Linked DNA regions of Homo sapiens: all the other regions are linked to region 2. The links are chromatin contacts, found by Hi-C or POLR2A ChIA-PET in ENCODE. All regions are on one chromosome and are shown on one strand. The core of a region is the stretch at or near the end of the contact, and the rest is flanking DNA. Distances in the headings are between cores, read along the strand shown.

Region 1 (3,697 bases), core at 742-3,241, 1.5 Mb after region 2:
CTCCCAAAGTCCTGGGATTACAGGCATGAGCCACCGCGCCCGGCCTTTTTTTTTTTTTTTTTTTTGACACGGAGTCTCTCTCTGTCGCCCAGGCTGGAGTGCAGTGGCGCAATCTCGGCTCACTGCAAGCTCTGCCTCCTGGGTTCACGCCATTCTCCTGCCTCAGCCTCCAGAGTAGCTGGGACTACAGGCACCCGCCGCCACCATGCCAGGCTAATTTTTTGTATTTTTAGTAGAGACGGGGTTTCACCTTGTTAGCCAGGATGGTCTCGATCTCCTGACCTCGTGATCCGCCCGCCTTGGCCTCCCAAAGTGCTGGGATTACAGGCGTGAGCCACCGCGCCCGGCTCCAGTAATTTTTTTTTTCTTTTTGAGACAGAATTTTGCTCTTTTCGCCCAGGCTGGAGTGCAATAGCACGATTTCAGTTTACTGCAACCTCTGCCTCTCAGGTTCAAGTGATTCTCCTGCCTCAGCCTCCCAAGTAGCTGGGATTACAGGCGTGCGCCACCACGCCCAGCTAATTTTTTTATTTTTATTTTTTATTTTTAGTAGAGATGGGGTTTCACCACGTTGGCCAGGCTGGTCTCAAACTCCTGACCTCAGGTGATCCATCCGCCTAGGCCTGCCAGAGTGCTGAGATTACAGGTGTGAGCCACTGTGCCCAGCCCATCCAGTAATTTTTATATTTTGCAGTCTAAACCTATTCCTAAGTCAGTGCAACCATCCATTACTTTCAGTAAGTGGCTTGGTGCCACTGGTTTTAGGAGATTCCTTGCTGAAGCCTTTATACAGGCTCAATGCTTTCTGGGGGGTAACAGGTTGCTGTCAGTTGGAACACATTTTTTGTTCGTGTCTTCCACGTATAAGCTTAATGCTTTTTCTTTTCTTTTGTAAAAAAATTTATTTTCTTTTTTTCCCCTGTAAGTAAGGATACAACTTAATGCCTTTTCTATCTTAACTAAGCACTTATCACACACTGTGGCTGTAACTTTTGCAGTTTGAGGTACGACAGCAAAACCAGCATGAATTTCTTTTTCCTCTTTCACAATTCTAGGGCTAGAAGATTCGTTCTTACTGCAGACCTCAGTAAGCTCAGCATACGATTTTTTTTCTTAAGCTCAGAACTTCCACATTTACATTTAAAGGAAGCACTTTACAGCTTCATTTTGGCATATCCAAACTGCCAGCATTACTACTCTTGCACTTTGGGGCCATTATATAGTAAAATGAGGGTTACTCGAACCAAAGCACTGCAACACCGTGGCAGTCCATCTGATAACTCCTAAGCTGGTAAGTAACTAACAGATGGTAGAGGTATGTTGGACAAAGGGATGATTCACATTGCAGGTAGGATGGAACAGGATAGCACGAGATTTCATTAGGCCAATGGAAATTAAAAACTTATGAACTGTTTATTTCTGGAATTTTCTATTTAATACTGTCAGACCTTAGCTGGCCAAGTGAAACTACTCAAAGTAAAATCTCAGATAAGGGGGACACTACCGTACTTAACTGGAGAAGATACTGCTTTGCTTCTGTGACCACAGAATTGACAGGTTGAAATTGGAAACAACTGTTGCCTTCACGCTTTTAAGACAACTTCACATGAATATACATGTGAAGTTCAAGCATGGCAGTATCCCATACTAGCAATAAATTTTTGAGCAGTGTTGCACACTTACTGTCATTTCTCTTACTGTTCTGCCACTCCTACAGAGCGCAGGCCAAGGAGACTACATTTCCCAGAATGCCACACGCCCTTTGACCCCAGCTACAGCAAAAGACGCGCCGGGGAGCGCCTGAAGCCGGAAGACTATAGCTTCCCGGCATGCAGCACGCTTCCCCCTATTAGATTTGAGGCGCGGCCGGCGCGTTGCCCACTGGGAGTTGTAGTCAGTGGCGCGTTGCCCTGACGCCTGCCGGGCCGGGCGTGGGGGCCTGTGGGAGGTGGCGCGGCCGGGCCCAGCTGCGGGGCGGAGGCGGAGGCGGAGGAGAGGCCTGCGGCGGCAGGGAGCGGCGGGACTGGGAGCGGGCGCCGGAGCCGACCCGAGCCGAGCCGAGCCGAGCCGAGCCGGAGCGGGCGGCGAAGGCCGGCGCGGCGAGCAGCAACCATGTCGGTGTTCGGGAAGCTGTTCGGGGCTGGAGGGGGTAAGGCCGGCAAGGGCGGCCCGACCCCCCAGGAGGCCATCCAGCGGCTGCGGGACACGGAAGAGATGTTAAGCAAGAAACAGGAGTTCCTGGAGAAGAAAATCGAGCAGGAGCTGACGGCCGCCAAGAAGCACGGCACCAAAAACAAGCGCGGTGAGGCTGCCCGGCCCCTTCAGACTTGCCACGGGCTCCCCCCAGGCTCCCCGGGCCCGGACTTCACCTTCATCAGACTCGCCTCGGGGTCTGGTCTGACCCTGGAACTCTCCGGGTCAGACTTCTTGCCGGGTCTGGGACCCCCTCCCCGACTCCCTTCAATGTCTCCCCGATCCCTGGACTTTTCCATCGTCAGACTTATTCTGCCCTCTCCCCTCAGCCTCTCTCCACCCCGCCAGGTCCCTTCAGACCCCAATCTCACAGCACTTTCCTCCGCCCTCACTCTGTCCCTTTCTCTTCCGCCTTTTCCTTCTCGCCTCACCCACCTGCCTAGCTACTGCCCCTGCCTCCTCCTCGGCTCATTTCTGCCCCCATCCTAGCATTTCTGTGCTTCCTGGTCCTACCTGTGCCCTCTCCCGACTCCTCGGTGGAATCTGTGAGCTGCCCCTTGGCCTCTCCCCTGTCCTCTTGTCTCAGAATTCTCGTTGAAAAGCCTCCTTGCTGGAGAGAAAAGGGGACTGGGGGAGATGAGACCCCCGATTCCTGCTCTATTCACTTGCTGAGTGAACTTGAGCAAGTTGCTTTCCCTTTGAGGCCTCAGTTTCCCCATCCGTCAGCCAGAGTTCGGCCTCTGTTGAGGCCTAAGGTGTTTTCCAGCGTTGTGATTCACTTTTTGTTGCCTCGTAGCTTGACCTTACCAAAGTTTCCCGTGGCGCAAGCCTTCACCCCATGACTCACCGCTTCCCCATCCGTCTGAACCAGAAATAGAGACTCCCGACTGCTCCCCAGTCCCCACTACTAGGATTCAGGGCCCCAGTATTGAATCTTGAGGCACTGCTTACTTTACTTCCTGTTGTCGTATGGCTTTCTGGGCATTCCAAGTGCTTTGTGTTTTTCTTAAGTGAGATGAATGTGAAAATGCTTTAAAACTGTAAAGCAGTTTAGAAATGTTTGCTTTTTCTTGTTATGGCCATGTGAGAGTGAATCACAGAACGACATCCCTTCCCCTTGAGAGGGGTTTAGGATTGAGGTAATTCACTCAGAAGTCTGCTAGTGACTAGCAGTGCGACCTTGAGCTCATTTACCTTTCTGAAAGGAAAATCATGGATTTACAGTGCTCAGCACATAGTAGGGGCTAAATCGATGTTTTCTCCATTCTAATAGGAGAACAAAATAGCCTATCTGGAGGATGCTTCTCTGCTGATAGTCAACAGATATTCTGGAAATTCTTTTTAGTGCCTGCTGCATGCGCTGTATTCATAGGGGTGAACAAAACACGGCCTCAACCCTAATGGGAGAGAAGACAGAAACAGGAAAATAAATGAAGAAAATATTGTCCGGGGGTGATAAGTACTAAACACACAAAAAGATGGTCTGATAGGGAGTGGTGGAGTG
Region 2 (4,158 bases), core at 901-3,400:
TTCATGTGATTACACTGGGCTCACCCATATAATACGGAATCATCTAATTTTAAGGGCTTTATTTCCATTGGCAAAATATCTTTTGCCAAAGAATGCTGGCTGGTAATCCCAGCACTTTGGGAGGCCGAGATGGGTGGATCACCTGAGGTCAGGAGTTCAAGACCAGCCTGGCCAACATGGAGAAACCCAGTCACTACTAAAGATACAAAAATTAGCTGGGCATGGTAGCGCATGCCTGTAATCTCAGCTACTTGGGAGGCTGAGGCAGGAGGATCGCATGAACCCAGGAGGCGGAGGTTGCAGTTAGCCAAGATCACGCCACTGCACTCCAGCCTGGGTAACACAGCGAGACTCTGTCTCAAAAAATAAATAAATAAATAAATAAAAAAGCAACATATTCACAGGTTCCAGGGACTAGGACTTGGACAGTTTTGGGCAAGCGGGGAAGACATTATTCTGTCTACCACAGTACCTGTATTAAACATGTAAATTTCAGTTATTCCCTGTAGGTCAGAGGGCAGTAAAGCTACTTCAGAAGACATCGGAAAGAAGCCAAATGACTTGCCAAAGAGTACTGTATCAGCCGTAGATTGAAAAAAAAGAAGTTAAAAATCCTTTGTAAAAAATCAAGGCAAACAGTTTTTTGAGGGACAGTAGTTCCTCCTTTCTCTCAGGGTAAAGCTAGAGAGATTTTTAAGAGGTGTCTTATTCTAACTTGCAGTCTTTTCCCTTTGTAGGATTTTGCTTACCGGACTCACAAGTTTTCTGTGACCAGTATTAGAAGCAGAAAACACTGAACCCCTTGGCGTTAGAGTTTGGGCTACACCATAATGGTCTCCTATCAATACTGGCTCTCGCTACGTGTTAACATTAGGGAGTGGAGAGTGTGTTTCCTCACCCAGGGAAACCGTTTAAATGTGGCCACTGATCCTGCCTTCATAGTTTTTAAGAGCTGGCATCAATCCAACTCCGGACGGACTCTAGAAATGTTTCTGGACAACGACTGAACCTATAGTTACAGAAAACCTATGTGCTGGGCGCTCTGAATTTCATTTCAGGTTCTAAAACTAAGGCTCAGAGAGGCTAAGTATATTGCCTATTGTTTCTCAGCTGGTAATAACAGCTACCATTTATTAAACATTTGCTCTATGCCAGGCGCCATATCATACGGACCTGATAATGTCAAGATCTCCCTTCACATCCTCTTCCAATCTGTCAAGAATTGTATGTTAATTTTAATTCCAATAATGCCATGAAATACAAGACAAATGCAGATCAGAAAACTGAGGCTCAGAGAGGTTGAGTGGACAGCCAGGGAGTGACTCAGCCAAGATTCCAGTCTAGGTCCGCTGGACTCCAGGGCCTGAATTCTCTCCAGGGTACTGCCTCTAAAAACGCCCTCAGGTGCATTCTGGTCAGTATGGCCCCAGAGTCCAAGTTCTTTACACGACCCGTCAACATATCACCAAGTTCCTAAGAACGCTCTAGGCTGCTGGTGCAGGCTCTGCAAATACACAGCGGCCTGAAAGCACAGGAAGAAATGAAGAACCGTCTAAGTCCATCAGCCGTGGAATAACCGTTTTACTGGTATGAGGGTCTTTTTGTCTCATTATTATGTGGCAGTGAGTCATTTAGAGGTGACCAAAAGGGAAAGTCCTGCCTCTCGTCCCCTACGAGAAGTGTAGGTAAGAACCGTTTAGGCGAGGAGAAGCACGAAGTGGGAACTGCGAGTCGAGCTCCCCATCCTCACTCCCCACCCGCACCCGCCAGGAGGTCCTGAAGCAAAAAGCACCGAAGGGGTTAAGGGTGGCCGGGGGAGCCCAGCCACCGCCCCTTCCCAGCATCGCCTCCCAGAATCCCGCAGGCCCCCAGCCAGTTCTCGCACCTCGCGAGACTCCACCCAGCCCCTTCCCCGAACAGCGACCCGTCCCCGTTCCTAGCTGAGGTCGGTGCTAGGCGGAGGACGCGAGAGGGAGAGCGGAAGGGGGCCGCCGGGCACGCCGGGAAGTGTGGTCCACGCGCTTCACGCGGCCATATTCTTCCGGAGCGGGGGAGGCCAGAGAGGCCGTTGGGACTACGACTCCCAGGCGCCCTTTCGGTTTGTTTTTGTTCAAAAAAAAAAAACCCCACACTCCCCCTCCTCACTCTTCACACACACTCACACACACCCACGGCAGACACGCACGCACCCGGGCGCCGAAGGGAAAGCCGCGTCTCGCCCTCCCGCCCCGCCGTCGGTCCTGTCTCAGTCCCTCAGCAGAGCGGGAAAGCGGAGGCCGGAGCCGTGACCTCTGACCCCGTGGTTATGCGGAGCCGCCGCATTCCTTAGCGATCGCGGGGCAGCCGCCGCTGCCGCCGTGGGCGACTGACGCAGCGCGGGCGCGTGGAGCCGCCGCCGCCCCTCCCCCACCGCCGCTCTCGCGCCAGCCGGTCCCCGCGTGCCCGCCCCTTCTCCCCGGCCGCACCCGAGACCTCGCGCGCCGCCGCTGCCACGCGCCCCCCCCACCGCCGCCGCCGCCCCAGCCCCGCGCCACCGCCCCAGCCCGCCCAGCCCGGAGGTCCCGCGTGGAGCTGCCGCCGCCGCCGGGGAGAAGGATGAAGGACAAACAGAAGAAGAAGAAGGAGCGCACGTGGGCCGAGGCCGCGCGCCTGGTGAGGCGGACAGCCGAGGGGGGCTCCGTGGGGCCCGGGGTGGGGGGGGCTCGCCGCGCACCCCCCCACTGGGGGGGGAGGGGCAAGGCCCTGCCCACCGCGGGAGGGGGCGGGGCCATCTTCCTTTAAGAACGGGACAGCCCCGCAAGGCGAGGGGTGGGGAGCGCTCCGCCGGGATGGGATGTGGCGCCTTTTTCCGCTCGCCCTCGCGCCCCCCCCGCCCCGCGCAGCTAAATTCCGGCGGAGGGGCGAGCTGGCAGGCCGGCTCCTCCCACTCTGGGCAGCGGGGTCCCGCGTCCCCTCCCCCACTATTTGGCAGCGTCTGGGGGTCTGGGGCAGCTTCGTTCATTCACCCGGGGGAGTTGGGTTTCCGGGAAGGGTCGGAAGCTCCTCCCTCGCTTCCTGGTGGGTAATGGGGTGGTGCCTTTGACTCCGGGGGTGGAAAAGCGACCCCACATTCAAGGACGCCAATGGCATGTTGAGCTTTCCCAATCTAAACCAGGTGCGTGGAGGGAAGCAAGTGCTTACTCCCAGCTTGAACCCTGAGCAGCGGTTCTCTAACTTTAGTGTCCTGTGGGCGACACCTGGGAGGCGGTTAGGAACGCTACTCCTAGGGCCCTTCGTAAGACCTGCTGAGCCTCAGGGTCTGGGATAGAGCCTGGGAATCTGCGCTTTCACCAGCTTCCCAGGTGATTCAAACGCAGTGGCTCACGGACCCCACTTTGAGAAACGCAGACTGGGCTGTTTGCCTTCAGAAGCTGGACTGGAAATTGGTATTTTGAGGAGAACTGAATCCACTTTGCAAAGAATGTATGTTGGACAAAGACAAAGTATCTCTGTTGGGAGACGTTGTTCACTGAGGATTTAGCAAGGGAGAGCGTAACTTGAGTGTTTGAAGCCGTCTCGTTCAACCGATGGGGGTTGTGAATTTTGTGTTCAGAGCGTCAGAGGACTTGCAGGTGAAATAGCTTCCTTTTGGATTACTCCCACAAAGCTCAGACACTTTGAGACATATTCGGGTAATTATCTGCTGATACCAGTAGTAACAGGTTATACTAAGATGTCAGTTCCTAAGATCTGTCACACAGCGAGGTTGTGGTGCGGATAGCATAAGTGTCTCTTGACACTGTAGTTTATATGTAATGGTTGTAATTCAGTTTTAATGATGAGTGAAGCTCAGACTTAATTTTCTCTCTTATTTTGAAGTGAGTTTTCTGCTTCAAAGGTGTTGTGCAAAAAAAAAAAAAATAGACTGTATTGGGGGGGTTGACACAAACCTGAAGTACACCTTTTTCTTTCTCGAAGTCTGTAAAAGTTACAGATTTATAAAAACTGAAGGAATTTGGGCTACAGAATTTTCATTGGTGCTTGCTATCCTCTTCCCTAGTCATTTGTTGCCCAGGGAACAAAAATAGCAATTGTTTGTATGCTGAAGTTTTGTGCTTCAGTTTATTTTGGCCTGGCATGTGAAGTTTGAAGATTTTGAGGTTCCGAAATATTTTTTTT
Region 3 (4,172 bases), core at 1,124-3,623, 1.3 Mb after region 2:
ACTTCAGTTCCAGAATGGTGCCAGCCTCCTGGCCCTTAAGTACACTGGGGGCCAGGGCTCCTTGTCTCTGGGCCTAGTGCCTCCTGGGCATTCACTAACTCAACAACTGTTGAATGAATGGAATGCCCAGGCCAATGAGCCTGCCCCTGACAGGTGGAGTGGAGGGCATTTTTCTTTGCCCCTGTCCCTCCCTTTGATCCTAGAACCCATAATCCTGTTCAGATCTTTGAGGACAAGACCCTCAGGTTGTTAGATTTCCGCAGACCTGAGCCTTCTATAATGCTTGTCACACAGCTGAATGGAAGATGCTTGCCCAGGTCCCAAGTGGTACCCACAGGAACAGGCCCCTGGAGTACAGGAGACAGGCCACCTGGCCCACCCCTGGTACAACCCCCTCCCACCCACTCATTAAGAGGGAGGGCCCCTAAAAGCCCTTCTTGCCCTTTCTTCAACCTGTATCAGCATCCCCAGAAAGCAAGGCATCCCAGAGGTCAACCTCAGAGGAAACGCAGACTGCTCTCCCCACTCAAGAGCAGAATGACATGGGAAGATTCTAACATCTCTAGGCCTCAGCTTCCCAATCTGTAAAAAGGGACTGCTGCTGATGGGGTTAAATGAGTTAATTAAGTAAAGCGCTTGGCACAGAGCCTGGCACACAAGACATCCTCAAAACAATGGTGGCTGCTATTGTTATTATTATTAGCATTGTGGTGATTCCGGAAGGCAGCACTGGGCATGGGGCCAAGGGGGTTGGGGGAGCCTCCTCAGGATGCCTCAGGGACCAGCTGCCACCCACACCCCCATCAGCAGTTAGGCAGCTTCTACCTCCTTGTCCTGAGTCCTGCCTCACCCCTCCCACTTGCTCCAAGTTCCCTGCTGAGACCCCATCCTGCCTGGCCAGACCCCGCCTGCACACCAGAGCCCCACCTTCACCCATAGGCTGCGCCAGTCAAACTGGTCTCCACACCCTGCCCTGTGCCCCACAGTTCCCAGCTCCAGGCTTCTACGCCTCCAATCCCTTCTCCCACTGGAATTCAGCCGCCTCTTCTGGGCCCTCCAGTCTGAATTCGTCTTGAGCTCAGCGATCAGGGAGGGCTTTATTAAAGGATCTCCCTGAGACATTTTCTCTCCTGGCACTGGGGGCCTCCTCTCCAGCTCCCAGAGGCCCAGCCCACCTAGTCCTTCTACAGAGACTCAGGGGTCGGCCTGCCTGATTAATGAGGTTCCATGGCAACCAGGGCCTGGGAGGGTGGAGGGTGGCAGATGGAAGGACAGGCAGAGGGAGGGGATCAGCAGCTGGTCCAGCTGCCCCGCCCCTGCAGAGAAGGCCTCCCAGCCAGGAGGGCTGTCCCCAGAGGCCTGGCCGGCCAGGCCTGCACCTGGCAGTCAGCATCGAGGCAGGAAGGAGGGTCTCCTCAATGGCTCACCAACGGTTAGGCCCCAGGACTTTCCTCCGCCCCGCCTTCACTTCCCCTAGCAGCTGTGCTCACTACCGAGATGCAAATTCTGAGCTGAAGCCAGCAGGCCTCAGTTCAAATCCCAGCCCCACCACCTGCAGCCGTGTGACCAGGGGCAAGTCACTTTCCCTCTCTGGGCCTCAGTTCCTCCTCCGTCAGATGGGCACAGTGACAACACAGCTCACAGCGGGGTTGTGAGTTTTAGCTGGCTTGAAGTCGCCCAAAGGCCTGGCATGCAGTAAACGCCAGTTGAATACACGTGGGCTATTATTATCACTGAGTCCGACGCTGGGGAGGCTCCGGTGAGGAAGCTGAGGCGCAGAGCACAGAGCAGCAAACAGGGACCGGCCCGAGGTCACCCCGCACCCCAGGGCGGGGCCCGGAGGCCCAACCCCGGCTCTGCACCGCCCAGCCTGGGCGCCTCAGTCAACCCCTCCCCCGCCCCCTGCCGCCTCCAGGCCAAACACGGCGCCCTCCCGGGTCTGCGCGGGGGGCACAGGCGGCGCTGTCGGCGCGGCGTCCCTGGGGTCCGTACCGGCGGGCGGCCGAGCGCGGGCCGCGGCGCACTGGGTGTGGGCCGGGGCGCCTGCGGTGTGGCGAAGAGCAGCAGGTCAGGGTCGCAGGGGCCGGCGGCGGGCGCCGCGGGGCCGGTGGGAGCCGGCGGGGCGCTGGCGTCCTGCGCGGCGGAGATGATGACGATCTGCGAGGAGTCGAGCAGCCGCAGCGCGCCGGCCCCGAGCAGGGCCTCCAGCGCCGGCGCGCATGGGCCGCCCGCAGGGGCCCCGGCCAAGGCCATGACGCTCACGGCCCGCGCGGCCCGGGTGACAGGCGGCGGCGGCGGCGCGGGCCCATGGCGGCAGGCCTCGGCGAGGGCTCGATCCCGCTCCGCCCCCGGCCGCCGCTGCCTGCAAAGTCCCGGCCACTTTTACGCGCCAAATCCTTTTTGCCGCGAAAGAGCCACGAGCCGCCGAGCGCCGCCACAATTGGCTGCCCCGGCCGTGACGGGAACAACGGCGGCGGTTCCTATTGGCTTTAACGCGCCGGACCCGGCGGCGAGGGGCGGGATGGGGCGGCGGCGCGGGGCGGTACGGCCAATGGCGGGGCGGGGCGCGCGCAGGCTTTGTCCGGATGGTACCAGGCGCGGTGTGACTCCCCGCCCCCAGCCCGGGCGTCCCCTGCTGGAGGCGTGGGGACACCGGAACATAGGCCCCGCCCCGCCCCGACGCTCCCGCATCCCACTGACCTTTCTATAGTGCAGGTTCAGAACAGAGCCTCTCTTCTGCACGTGACCCTCAACCTGTAGCCCCCAACAGCCTCAGCTTAGATTTCCAGAGACTGTCCCCTCTTCTTTTCAGGATCATCAGTTCCACAGCCCAGCCATCAGCCACCTCTTCCATCCTCAACTTGCCTCACCCATGACATTATCCTAATCCTGCACCCAGCCCTATCCCGCTCACCCAGAGCCCAAGCTGAAGAGCGGTGCCTGGAAATGGCGAGGGGGACGTCGGGCTTTCCTGCAAGTCCCATTTTAGCCAAAATCTCCAACAGCCAACGTATAGCATCTGCTTGAACTCATTCATTCCCTCACTCATTCAACAAACGTTTGGAGAGCTTGCTCTGTGCCCCATCCTCAATTCGTGGCCCTAAGGAGCTCACAGTCCAGTAGACAGGGGAACAGAAAGGTAACAGACGTTTACAATACGATGAAGTGGCGTCTGGGCGCGGTGGCTCACCACCGGAATCCCTGTAATCAGCTGGCGGGGTGGATCGCATGAGCCCAGGAGTTCGAGACCAGCCTGATCAACATGGTGAAGACCCATCTCTACAAAAAATACAAAAATTAGCCAGGCATGGTGGCGTGTGCCCGTAGTCCCAGCTACTTGGGAGGCTGAGGTGGGAGGATTGCTTGAGCCCGAGAAGTCGAGGCTGCAGTGAGCTATGATCATGCCACTGCACACCAGCCTGGGCGACAGAGCGAGATCCTGTCTCTAAAACAAAAAAAGAAAACACATCACTTCTAGGGAGCCCTCCCAAGGATTTACTCACTTCCTCTATTGCCCACTGCTGCCTCTGCTCCAATGCTGACCACACACACTCCTTTTCTCCATCTGCCTCCCCTGCCAATCTAGGAGCTCAGTAGCGACTCCTCCCAACACTGGTCTGGCCCAGAGCAGGCGCTGAGAAAGGTTATGAAAGAAACAGAGGCTAAGCCAGAGGCTGCCTAGACTGTGACAAGGAGACCACGGTTCTGCAAGGGTGGTCCTTAGGCCACTGGCTTCAGAACCACGTGGTCACTTGCTAATTTTGGGCCCACCCTGGCCCTGCCAATTTAAAATCTCTAGGTGCCCAAGAATCTGCATTTTAACAATGCCATGTCCCCTTTCCAGGTGATATTTGTTATTCTTTTTCTTTTTTTTTTTTTGACACTTAGGGAATTAGAAAAGCCAGTATCTTATTTTTTTTTTCCTATTTATTTTATATAGACGAGGTCTCACTATGTTGCCCAGGGTAGTCTCAAACCCCTGGGCTCAAGAGATCCTCCCGCCTCAGCCTCCAGCATAGCTGGTACTCCAGGTGACTGCCACCTCACCAAGCTTCCAGGTTATTTTTATGCATACTCACATTTGAAAGCAAACTGGTGTACCAGCATAATCAAAATGAGTGGTGCAGCCTCAAATCACAGCTCCTGAGGATGCTTCTCACCCTTAGTTTCAA
Region 4 (3,838 bases), core at 672-3,171, 1.2 Mb after region 2:
AAGCTACGTTGTTGCTATAAATCAGAGTTTAGTTTATGTTTTTTGTTTTAGAGGGAGTTTCACTCTGTTACCCAGGCGGGAGTGCAATGGTGCACAGTCTTGGCTCACTGCAGCCTCCACCTCCCGGGTTCAAGCAGTTCTCCTGTCTCAGCCTCCCGAGTAGCTGGGACTACAGGTGCACGCCACTACGCCTGGCTAATTTTTTGTGTGTATTTTTAGTAGAGACATGGTTTCACCATATTGGTCAGGCTGGTCTCGAACTCCTGACCTCAAGTAATCTACCAGCCTCAGCCTCCCAAAGTGCTGGGATTACAGGCGTGAGCCACCATGCCCAGCCAGAGTTTAGTTTTTTGTAAAGGGTCATATAGTGACCGTTTTTGGCTTTGTGGGCCACACGATCTCTGTCCCAACCCTGCTAATGCGGCAGGAAAGCAGCCATAGATAGACAATATGTAAAGGAATGGGCATGGTCCTTTTCCAGTGAAACTTTGTTTACTAAAACGCTAAGCAGGCTATAAGTTTGCTGACTTCTACTATAAATCATCATCCCCTGATCTTGTTGGACTTGAAAGCCCTTGTTATGCAATCTTGCAAATCCCCTCTTAGGGTTTTTTGAAAAATGATTTTATTTTTGTATGGTAGATGTTAAAGAGGTGATTTTTAAAAAGTCTGATCTTAAAGTAATGTAAAATACAATCTTAAATATATTAATTATATATTTTTAGTTTCTCCAGTTTACTAGTAGGCATATGCTTTTGTTAACTTTACATTTGTATTTAAGTAAAACATGATTCTTGATATTGATGTTAAAATAAAAAGATTGGTTTGGTTTTGGGATAGATTAAAATGTAGATTGAAATTTTACAATGCGTTTCATTTTCAAAAAAGACTATTTTTGCAACCTGATGCTTGAAATACCATATAATATTATTTTGTTCTTAAGTGACAGATGAAGAAACATTCCAGGTTGCTGTTTGCAGAACTTCTGTGCAAGTAAGGAGTTATTACAATGAAAAGCAAATTCACTATAAGCACCAGTGTTTATTTTTCTTACTTTTTTCTTTTTTTTTTTTTTTTTCAGACAGTGTTGCTCTGTCACCCAAGCTGGAGTGCAGAGGCATGATCTCAGCTCACTGCAGCCTTCGCCTCCTGGGTTCAAGTGATTCTCCTGCCTCAGTCTCCTGAGTGGGATTACAGGCTTGTGCCACCTGGCCCAGCTAGGTTTTGTATTTTTAGTAGAGACGGGGTTTCACCATGTTGACCAGGCTGTTCTCGAACTCCTGACCTCAAGTGATCTGCCCACCTCAGCCTCCTAAATTGCTGGGGTTACAGGGGTGAGCCACTGCGCCCGGCCTATTTTTCTTTTTTCTTTTCTTTTCTTTTCTTTCCTTTTCCTTTTTCTTTTCTTTTTTTTTTTTTTTTTTTTTTTGAGATGGAGTTTCGCTTTTGTTGTCCAGGTTGGAGTGCAGTGGAGTGATCTCAGCCTCCCAAATTGCTGGGGTTACAGGTGTGAGCCACTGCGCCTGGCTGTTTTTCTTTTTTAACGTTGTTTGAAAGTCTAGAATCATTTTTATGTGCTAGATGAGAGATTTGATCTGATAAATCAAACTCAGATGTCTGCATCTCAAGTGTATTTGTAGAATTATTTTTCTGTTTTCTATTAATTTAGATTGAATGTCAGAGTACCCATTATAGGTATTAAAATGAATATTACATAAGAAAAAATAACAACTTAAAAATGTTCAGAATTGTTTAAATAAAAACTTTAGACAGACATTTAGCAGAATTTAGGTGAGCATTAAAGGATTCAGGCAGCATTCAAAACTGGAAGAAGTTCAGAGAGCTCTGCTTTAGAAGCAGGCTTTTATAGGCTGAACGCTGTAGCAAAGTAAAGGAATTACTTGATTGGCTGTAGCTAGGCACTTGCCTTATTTGGATATGATCCAGTGGAAAGTCCCTAGTTAGAGGTTTGTTTTTGATTGGTTAAGCTTAAGTTTCATTTTATGTTTACATTGGGCTTCAGTTTGCTTACTAGGCACTGGAGCCAGCTGTCTCAGCCTAATGGCTGCCCAATTTAAAAAAAAAAAAACATTAAAATGGCATGTAGTTGTCATCATCAGAGTAAGAAACCAAAGAAGAGACCGTCATGAATGGGATCATTAGATCATGGACTGACACACATGTTCACTTAATACCCACAAGAGTGTCTTCACACTTTTTTGTCATGGATGGGACTTGTTTTCTGTTTTTTGTTTTGTTTTGTTTTTGATACAGTAAAATACTTAGGAGTTCTTGCAACTTTCTATAAGTTGTTTACATTTTACTCCAATTGCTTTATCATTGTGTGTATTTTGGAGGTACAGTTTTTTTCCTGAACCACTCTGAAAGTGGAAATATGCCCTTTTATCCCTAAATACTTAAATGCATATTTCCTGAAATCAAAGGCATTTTCTTACATAACCACACATAACCACAGTACAATTATCAAAATCAGAAAATGTAATAATGATACCATACTATTAACCTGATTCACAGACTATATTCAGGTTTTATAAATTATTTCAATAATGTCTTTTATAGCTCTTATACCTCAATCCAATTCAGTCTGTCATCACACACTGAATTTAACTGGCATGTCTCTTTCTTCCTTGCCTTTCCCCTTTCCTCTTTCCTTTTTTCTTCTTTCTTAGAGACAGGGTCTCATTCTGGTGCCCAGGCTAGGGTGCAGTGGTGCAATAATGGCTCACTGCAGCCTTGACCTCCTGGACTCAGGCAATCCCCCAACCTCAGCCTCCTGAATACTTGGGAATATAGGCACATGCCATTATGCCTGGCTAATTTTTTTTACTTTTTGTAGAGATGGAGTCTCACTACGTTGCTCCGGCTGGTCTCGAACTCCTTACCTTAAGTAAGCCACCTTCCTTGGCCTCCCAAAGTTTTGGGATTACAAATGTGAGCCACTGCGGCTCTTTAATTTTTCTTATTCTAAAACAGTTCTTCAGCCTGCCTGCCTCCTCTTCTCCCCTCCTGGTACTTTTCTTTTCTTGACCATTCCAATTTTGAATACAGACCAGTTGTTCTGTACTTAGTTTGGGTTTCGTTGCCGTTACCTTATGATTACATTAATGTTACGAATTTCAGGCTGGAATACTATAGAAGGGATGTATTCTCCTTAATGCCTCATTTAAGGAGGCACATAATCAGTGTGTCTCAATATTAGTGATTGGTTAATCATTGTATTAAGGTCATGTCTGCCAGGTTACTCCACTGCAAAAATTACTATCCTCTTTGTGATTAATAAGTAATTTGTTGGGTATATTTAGAGATGATGAAGTTGTCCTGTTTTTCATTAGTTTTCTATTCACTAGTAGTCTCAGCATCTAGTGGTGATTTTCTTTTTTCTAATTTTTAATTTTTTTTTGTAGAGACAAGGTCTCACTATGTTGCCCAAGCAGATTTTGAACTCCTGGCCTAAAGTGATTGTTCCACCTTGACCTCCCAGAGTGCTGACATTATAAGCATGAGCAGCTGCACCCTACTAGTGGTAATTTTCTAATTCCATCATTGTTTCTGCATTTACATATTGGCATTCTAATGAAGGAATGCTTTCCTTTCTTCCTTGTTGATTGGTTAAAAAAATTAAATATGGATTATGCTCTAATCCATTACTATCATTATTTATTTTGATGCTTAAATTGTTGCACAATTCCAGTGGTAGTCCCTTCTAACTGGCTTTAGTGTTCTTTTGACATACCCCTGTCATTTTTGAGCAGTCTCTTACTTTCTTGCCCAAGGTGTTGCATGCTTATCTTTTTTTTTTTTTTTTTTTTTTTTTTTT
Region 5 (3,895 bases), core at 578-3,077, 1.4 Mb after region 2:
CCTGGGCAACAGAGCGACACTCCATCTCAAAAAAAAAAAAAAAAAAAAAAAAAAAAAACTTGGCAAAAGGGTTACTGATGTTATCTCAGGGCACATCAAGGATATGCCCTTGGCCAGACCCAGTGGGAACCAGTTCTACCTGACTCTTGAGTGTCCATGGGAGCCAAGAGCCTGGCACTGGTGCCAGGCATCCTTGGGTTTGAATCCCGGCTCCAACCGTGACCAAGTGCTGTGGCCACGAGCAATGGGTCTACCTCTGAGCTACAGCCTTTTCATCTGGAAAATGGGGACAATGGCAATTCTGATCTTGCACACTTATTCATTCATTCAATAAATATTTCAGAAACTACTAAATACCAGGTGCTAGTAATACACCAAGGAACAAAATAGATAAAGTTATGGCCTCATGAAACTTTCTTTTTTTTCCTTTTGAGATGGAGTTTCACTCTGTCACCCAGGCTGGAGTGCAGTGGCACAATCTCAGCTCACTGCAACCTCCACCTCCTGGGTTCAAGCGGTTCTCCTGCCTCAGCCTCCCATGTAGCCGGGACTACAGGCATGTGACACTACACCCGGCTAATTTTTGTATTTTTGGTAGAAACGGGGTTTTGCCATGTTGGCCAGGCTAGTCTCGAACTCCTGACCTCAGATAATCCGCCTGCCTCGGCCTCCCAAAGTGCTAGGATTACAGGTGTGAGCCACCGTGGCCAGCCTGTGCTAAGCATTTCACACATATTGACTCAATCCTGATAGTATAAGTACTAGTACCATGCCCATTTTACAGATATTGAGGCTTAGAGAGGCTAAATGACTTCCTCCAGATCACACGGGTAGGTGGGGCCAGGGTTCAAGCCAAGGCATCCACATCCTTCCCACCATCCCACGTTGCCACTAGGATGCCAATTCTGGGGGACACAAACCACTTTCTCTGGTTTGTTCTCTGCTTTGTCCCCGGTTCTGGCACTGTAGGCCCTCAATAAATGGTGGCTGTTATGCACTAGGTTTAAAGGAGACTGAGCTCCCCTCTAGGCACCAGCCAGGGCAATGACCCCAAGACCTCTCTTGCAGGTAAGATGCCAGGATAGTTGCAGCTTCTTTTACATTCATTGTCACGTCCCAGGAGCCCCCTGAGCCGAACGGGACTTAGCGCTGGAGTCCTACAGGTGAGAAGTGAGAAGCAGGATGCAAGCCCATGGGCAAGCTTCATGGGGACAGAATAGACAGGAGGCATCCGCCTGCCAGCTAGAGGCCAGAGTCCAGTTCCCCATTGTGCAGATGGGGCCGTTGAGGCCCAAAGGCACACAGAGAGGTGAGGTGAACTGAACCCAAATGAGGGGATACAGAAGCTGGCATGGGAGGAGTCAAAGCAAGAGGGCCAGGCTGCAAAGGTTGGAAGACCCAGAAAATGTGCAGTGGGAGCCCCAGTTCAGAGCTGGGAAGGCGCGCAAGCCAAAATCCAGCTCCCATTGCACAGATGGTGACCTCCGAGACTTAGAGACACACGAGGACTGCTCCAGGGCAAACAGCACCGCGGCATCGGACTTCGAACTCGCGCCTCTGACCCCAGGCAGGACATCCCTCAGCCCCAGCCCGGCCCGACGGCCCCACTCACACAGCCCCGTTCCGGAAGCCCTTAAGCACGGCCAACGCAGCGTGGTAGCGGCGCTTGCGCAGCAGTGCGTTGACGACTACGAGCAGAGCCCTTAGCTGCGGCGGGGCTGCCATAGTGCGGGCTGCGCGCAGGGTCGGGGTTAGGAACTGTAAGCGCACTGACAGCCGGAGGTTCCAGCTGCGCGCCCACAGCCCCTCGGTAGCGCCGCCGACTCGTGGCGTCTATAGGCTGTTTCTGCGTCACTCATGCATGGAAGACCAATCAGAGAGCGTACTTGTCTCATGGGACAATAGCACTCATCGAAATAGTTGTCTGACTGGAAGAGAAAGGAAAGCTTGTAGCCAATCACAGTGGGCTCCGCCCAAGGTCACACACGATTTGTCCAATCAGAAGGCACTTTCCCTTGGGCCATGTTGGGTTCACGAGTGGGTTTGGAAGGAGGCGTGTACTTGGAAGGAGGGCTCCTGAATGAGGAGTGGCCCTGCTTAGAGATGGGATGGGCGACAGGTGATGATACAGGGAGGAGCAGGGCCCCATCTTTATGCGAGATAGTTCTGACTGGGATATCCTTTACCATAGCGATCTTCCCAGAGTGTCAGTCACATGGCCCCTCAATGGCTTCCATGTACGTATGTATGTTTTGAGATGCAGCCTCGCTCTGTCACCCAGGCTGGAGTGCAGTGGCGCGATCTCGGCTCACTGCAACCTCCACCCCCCAGGGTTCAAGCAGTTCTCCTGCCTCAGCCTCCTGAGTAGCTGGGACTACAGGCACCCACCACCATGCCTGGCAAATTTTTTTGTATTTTTAGTAGAGACGGGGTTTCACCATGTTGGCCAGGCTGCTCTCCTGACCTCAGGTGATCCACCTGCCTCGGCCTTCCAAAGTGCTGGGATTACAGGCGTGAACCCAGCCGGCGTCCACTTATTCTTAGAATCCAAACTCCTCCCCAAGGCCCAAGAGAGAAGACCTCCTGTGATCTGGTCCGTGCCTCTCCCTCTGACCCCACGTTCCAGCACTTGCCACCTCACTGCTTCCCAGCCAAACAGCCTCCTTTCTGTTCCTTGGGCCAAGAACCCTTCTACCTCAGGGCCTTTGCACTTGCTGGTTCCCTGCTTGATATTCGCCATCCTGGGCTCTTCCCATGATGGGCTTCTTCTCATCCTTCAGGTTTCAGCTCAAATGCCACTTCATCAGAGAGACTTTCTGAGACATCCAATTTGAAGTAGCACTGTCCACTCTGACTCATTACCCTGGCTCTTTTTTTTTTTTTTTTTTTTTTAGACTGAGTCTCGGATCTATCACCCAGGCTGGAGCGCAGTAGTGTGATCTCAGCTCACTTCAACTTCTGCCTCCCAGGTTCAAGGGATTCTTCTGCCTCAGCCTCCTGAGGAGCTAGGACTACAGGTGCATGCCACCACGCCCGGCTAATTTTTGTATTTTTAGTAAAGACGGGGTTTCACCATATTGGCCAGGCTAGTCCAAACTCCCGACCTTGTGATCCGCCCGCCTCGGCCTCCCAAAGTGCTGGAATTACAAATGTGAGCCATCGTGCCCGGCCACCCTGGTTCTTATGTGTTTTTTTTTTTTATAGAACTTTTGACACTTTAGACTTGTTTACTATGTGTTCATTGTCCATTGCCCTTATCAAACTGTAAATTCTATGAAGGAAGAAATCTTATTTGTCTTGTTTTCTGCTGTAACCCCAACACTAGGCACATGGTGGGTACTCAACACTTGCTTGTTTAAGCAACACATAGTTTTGGGTTGTCATCTCTGAGAGCATTGATGGGTGACATTAACATATGATGTCACTATGTGGAGTTGTCACTGAATAACAGCTACACACTGAGTGGTGGCTGTGACTTGTGAGGGTGTCCCCTGGTACTTGGGCCATATGGTATTTACCAGTGATGTTATTTGCTCAGTGTCAGGGGACAATTTCAGAGGTCAATGAAGGAGGGAGTTGTGCTGGGCCTATTTTGTCACTGAAACTGGGTTGTCCGGGATTTTTCTTTTGTGATGGTAGGCTACTTTATTCAGTTCATCCTTCCTCTGAAGATAATGACTATGTTAGATAATATATTAAAATATCCTCTTAAAAACACTGAAGTTCCTTGGCTGGGCACAGTGGCTCATGCCTGTAATCCCAGCACTTTGGGAAGCCGAGGCGGGCGGATCACTTGAAGCCAGGAGTTCGAGACCACCCCTGACCAACATGGTGAAACCCCGTCTCTAAAAAATTAAAAAACAAAAACAAAAACAAAAAAACACTGAAGCTCTGC
Region 6 (3,756 bases), core at 1,053-3,552, 1.1 Mb after region 2:
TCTCTCTTTTTTTTTTTTTTGTTTTGTTTTGAGACAGAGTCTTGCTTTGTGGCCCAGGCTGGAGTGCAGTGGCATGATCTTGGCTCACTGCAACTGCCACCTCCCAAGTTCAAGCCATCCTCCTGCCTCAGCCTCCTGAGTAGCTGAGACTACAGGCACACGCCACCACTCCTGGCTAACTTTTGTATTTTTAGTAGAGACAGGTTTTCACCATGTTGGCCAGGCTGGTCTCGAACTCCTGACCTTTTGTGATCTGCCCACTTCAGCCTCCCAAAGTGCTAGGATTACAGGTGTGAACCACTATACCCAGCTGGTATATGCACATATGTTCTTATTTCTACATTTTTTTTTCTTTTTTTGAGACAGGGTCTCACTCTGTTACTCACGCCTGATCTGTTAGATCAGGCCAGAGTACATTGGTCTGATCTGGGGTAACTGAAACCTCTGACTCCCTGGCTCATATGATCCTCCCACCGCAGCCTTCTGTGTAGCTGAGACTACAAGCGTGTGTGCAACACCATGTCTGGCTAATTTTTGTATTTTTTGTACAGGCGCGGTTTCCCCGTGTTACCCAGGCTAGTCTTGAACTCCTGGACTCAAGCGATCCACCTGCCTTGGCCTCCCAAAGTGCCGGGATTAGAGGCATAAACCACTGTACCCGGCCGGCCTACATTCTGTCTTTTAAAATTTGTTTTCAATACACAAGTAAAATACAAATGCATTCTATATTCTTGGTGTGAGATATCTGAAATAATACTGAGAAACAAGAGTCTTTATTCTTTTCTTTTCTTTTCAGACGGAGCTTCCCTCTGTTGCCCAGGCTAGAGTGTAGTGGCGCGATTTCGGTTCACTGCAACCTCTGCCTCCCAGGTTCAAGCGACTCTCCTGCCTCAGCCTCCCGAGTAGCTGGGATTATGGACACCCGCCACCGCGCCCAGCTAATTTTTTTGTTTTGTTTTGTTTTGTTTTTTGAGAGGGAGTCTCGCTCTGTCACCCAGGTGGGAGTGCAGTGTCGTGATCTTGGCTCGGTGCAACCTCCGCCTCCGGGGTTCAAGCAATTCTCCTGTCTCAGCCTCCTGATTAGCTGGGATTACAGGCTTGTGAAACCAAGTCCAGCTAATTTTTGTATTTTTAGTACAGACGGGGTTTCACCACGTTGGTCAGGCTGGTCTCCAAATCCTGAGCTGTGATCTGCCAGCTTCGGCGTCCCAAAGTGCTGGGATTACAGGGGTGAGCCACAGCTCCTGGCCTTGTTTTGTTTTTTTGATACGGAGTTTTGCTCTTTTTGCTCAGGCTGGAGTGCAATGGCTCCGATCTCGGCTCACTGCAACCTCCCCCTCCCGGATTCAAGTGATTCTCCTGCCCCAGCCTCCCGAGTAGCTGGGACTAAAGGCACGCGCCACCGCACCAGGCTAATTTTTGTATTTTTATTTATTTATTTTTTTAGTAGAGATAGGGTTTCACCTTATAGGCCAGACTGGTCTTCAAACTCCTGACCTCGTGATCCTCCCGCCTCGGCCTCCCAAAGTGCTAGGATTACAGGCTTGAGCCACTGCGCCCGGCTCTAAGTTTTGTATTTTTAGTAGAGACAGCGTTTCGCCACATTGGCCAGACTAGCCTCGAAGTTCTGACCTCAGGTAATCCACCCTCCTCGGCCTCCCAAAGTGTTAGGATTATAGGCCTGAGCCACCGTGCCTGGTCTATTTTTTATTTTTATTTATTTATTTTTTTAATAGAGACGCTAGTCTCAAACTCCTGAGCTCAAGTGACTCTCCTTTGGCCTCCCAAAGTACTAGGATTACAGGCGTGGGCCACCACGCCCGGCCAACAGTTATTAAAATTACGATGATGAAATTTTAGGCATTTAGAATACTTCAGGCCAAAAACACTTTGAGCCAGGGGGCTCGCTCAAAGGCATGCGCAAAAGCCATCAGGCCTGTACCTGGAGAACTCAGGTGAGACGTTGCCACTCGTTGTAATCCCTCCCCCTAGCACTCGGCCCCCGAGCCTGGGCCACTGCCCTGGCTACACCGGGAAGTCTGGAGCTAGAAAGTGGGCCGTGCGCGTGACGGGCGCGCGTGACGCCGAGGGGGCAGGTCTGAGAAGCAGGCTGCGCCGGGATTCGGCGGTCGGTTCCCGCGGAAGGGGCGGGTCAGGTTAGGGGGCGGTGCTTAATGGGAGCTGGTCTTGGGGCCGGGCTTCCGCGTGCGTTGGCCTGGCGGCGAGAGCGCGCGGCGGGGGCGTGCCCGGCGGGCGGGGCGGGGCCAGCCGGGGGCGGGGCGGGGCGCGGCCTAACGGCGGCGGCGGCGGCGGCGACGGCGACAGCAGCGGTGGTGGTGTCTGGTTAGCTCGGCGGCTGCAGATCTCGCGGCGACGCCTGCGAGGGACCCGGGCCGCGGGTCGAGGCGGGCGGCGCCTGCGAGGGACCCGTGTCGCGGGTAGAGGCGGGCGGCGCGCGGCGGCGGCGCTCGGCGATGGTAGGCGTCCCTGGAGCGGCCGCCTTCCAGCGTAAGTGGGGCGTGAATGCGGGCGGCCGAGGGGGGCGTGTGAGGGCCTGCGGCTCCGCAGGCGCGGTGATTCCGAGTGCCCCGGGCGCGAGGCCGGGAGTGGAAACTGAGGCCCGAAGCGGGGCGGCGGATCCAAGGTCACGCAGCGGGGCGGGCCTTCCCGGGCTCCTGAGGCCACCCCGTCGCTTCCTGCGCCGCCCGAAGAGCTCGGGGCTCACGGTGTGAGGGAAATTGTGGGGCCCGCGGCCTCGGAACTTAGGCCGGGCCGGCGTCCATGGGACTTGCCGGCGGGCAAGAATCATTTTGTTGTCCCAGCGCTGGGGCCACGAAGTCCGGCTCCTGGGGAAATACTACACCCGCCCGATGTTGAGGGTTGGAGGAGATGAGAATGGCCCCTCGGAGGGCCTGTTTGAGCGCAGGCTCAGTAGTTGGCTACCTGGGTTCACATCCAGGCTTCCCCATTTAGGTAGTGACCTTGGCTCTCCCGGTGCCTCAGTTCCCCCATCTGCAAAATGGGGATGTGGAGCGGGTTCCCTCCCTCCCCCAGGGTTCTTGGGTTTTGTGAGGCCAGTAAAACGCTTGACACCGACCGTGGCACACACACAATTGTGAAAACTGTCATTATTGTAATCGTCCTTTATTAATCTGATCCAGTGTGCACCGCACTCGGAAAAGTCCGAAATTAGGCTCTAGCCGTGTTAAGATTTTGTTTTGTTGTCTGTTAGTCCTGCTCCATGATCTAATTGTTATTCTTACTTCCATTTAGCCATTCCAGTATTTATCTAGTGTTCCTCCTTGATGTGTGAGATCCTTGGGGGAGGGGTGGCTTCTCTGAATAAGAACAATAAAATTTTAATTGTTTTTCATTATTGTAATTATAATAGCCAACATTTTTTTGAGCACCAGACATTTTGCATTCTATTCACTTAATATTTATTAAATCATATAGTAAGTTTAAAAATACCATTCCAGGCCCTGGGAATACAATAAACAAGATAGACCGAACTGGGGTTTTGAGTTTAGTTAGGAGAGGGAGAGACATAGTAAATGAGGAAACAGATAAACATGTTTTGCATGTTTTTTTAATTGTTTAATCTTGATGACATCCTAAGTAAGACATTATTTGAGGATGCCCATTTTGCAGAGGATGAAACTGAGTAACAGAAGGTACTCTGAGTACTAGTCTCAGAGCTGATGTCCTTAAACACGTGAAAGGGAGGCTTTACGCTTCTTTTTTTTTGCACCCATT

What was found. Hi-C counts contacts between places; a loop is a spot of excess contacts on that map. ChIA-PET counts read pairs that join two places held with the same protein, here RNA polymerase II (POLR2A). Pooled maps may share reads with other maps.
Region 1: a map of gastrocnemius medialis shows a loop between it and region 2 (11-fold over the local background). The contact joins the promoter of CHMP4B here to the promoter of ASXL1 in region 2. A Hi-C loop is called at or near these places in 2 of 168 maps with a recorded cell type or tissue (gastrocnemius medialis and naive thymus-derived CD4-positive, alpha-beta T cell) and 12 of 50 pooled maps.
Region 3: a loop to region 2 is called in a map of dorsolateral prefrontal cortex, with 5 times the contacts of the local background. The contact joins the promoter of E2F1 here to the promoter of ASXL1 in region 2. A Hi-C loop is called at or near these places in 1 of 168 maps with a recorded cell type or tissue (dorsolateral prefrontal cortex), 1 of 37 single-sample maps with no recorded cell type and 9 of 50 pooled maps.
Region 4: a pooled map shows a loop between it and region 2 (6-fold over the local background). The contact joins the enhancer-like site here to the promoter of ASXL1 in region 2. A Hi-C loop is called at or near these places in 2 of 50 pooled maps.
Region 5: a pooled map shows a loop between it and region 2 (15-fold over the local background). The contact joins the promoter of PXMP4 here to the promoter of ASXL1 in region 2. A Hi-C loop is called at or near these places in 6 of 50 pooled maps. POLR2A ChIA-PET finds 5 or more read pairs at or near these places in 2 of 52 experiments (IMR-90 and activated naive CD8-positive, alpha-beta T cell).
Region 6: a pooled map shows a loop between it and region 2 (21-fold over the local background). The contact joins the promoter of CBFA2T2 here to the promoter of ASXL1 in region 2. A Hi-C loop is called at or near these places in 1 of 37 single-sample maps with no recorded cell type and 6 of 50 pooled maps. POLR2A ChIA-PET finds 5 or more read pairs at or near these places in 1 of 52 experiments (MCF 10A).

Annotation. Positions count from the first base shown.
Region 1 is chr20:33,809,357-33,813,053 of GRCh38, forward strand. CHMP4B (charged multivesicular body protein 4B) reads left to right here and starts at 1,992. Exons shown (of 5, transcript NM_176812.5): 1 at 1,992-2,302. The coding sequence starts at 2,113. It overlaps ZNF341-AS1 (ZNF341 antisense RNA 1), which reads right to left and starts at 1,743. Exons shown (of 4, transcript NR_110623.1): 1 at 1,684-1,743. RefSeq lists enhancers at 1,667-1,961, 1,701-1,780, 2,547-3,387, 3,216-3,285 and a silencer at 1,841-2,120.
Region 2 is chr20:32,356,181-32,360,338 of GRCh38, forward strand. ASXL1 (ASXL transcriptional regulator 1) reads left to right here and starts at 2,151. Exons shown (of 13, transcript NM_015338.6): 1 at 2,151-2,652. The coding sequence starts at 2,596. RefSeq lists silencers at 2,401-2,450, 2,691-2,850.
Region 3 is chr20:33,684,012-33,688,183 of GRCh38, forward strand. E2F1 (E2F transcription factor 1) reads right to left here and starts at 2,374. Exons shown (of 7, transcript NM_005225.3): 1 at 1,993-2,374. The coding sequence starts at 2,253. RefSeq lists silencers at 1,744-2,103, 2,214-2,713.
Region 4 is chr20:33,553,195-33,557,032 of GRCh38, forward strand. All of the region lies in intron 1 of CBFA2T2 (CBFA2/RUNX1 partner transcriptional co-repressor 2), which reads left to right. Among named protein-coding and RNA genes, the nearest start is that of CBFA2T2, 65 kb to the left of the region's middle. RefSeq lists an enhancer at 1,986-2,145. Within about 2 kb of position 1,922, at least 13 of the 41 ENCODE cell types and tissues checked have a DNase peak (open chromatin) inside an H3K27ac peak, as active enhancers do.
Region 5 is chr20:33,718,483-33,722,377 of GRCh38, forward strand. It overlaps PXMP4 (peroxisomal membrane protein 4), which reads right to left and starts at 1,828. Exons shown (of 4, transcript NM_007238.5): 1 at 1,613-1,828. The coding sequence starts at 1,725. RefSeq lists an enhancer at 1,375-1,424.
Region 6 is chr20:33,487,794-33,491,549 of GRCh38, forward strand. CBFA2T2 (CBFA2/RUNX1 partner transcriptional co-repressor 2) reads left to right here and starts at 2,303. Exons shown (of 11, transcript NM_001032999.3): 1 at 2,303-2,508. The coding sequence starts at 2,475. RefSeq lists an enhancer at 1,470-2,018 and silencers at 2,113-2,332, 2,343-2,622.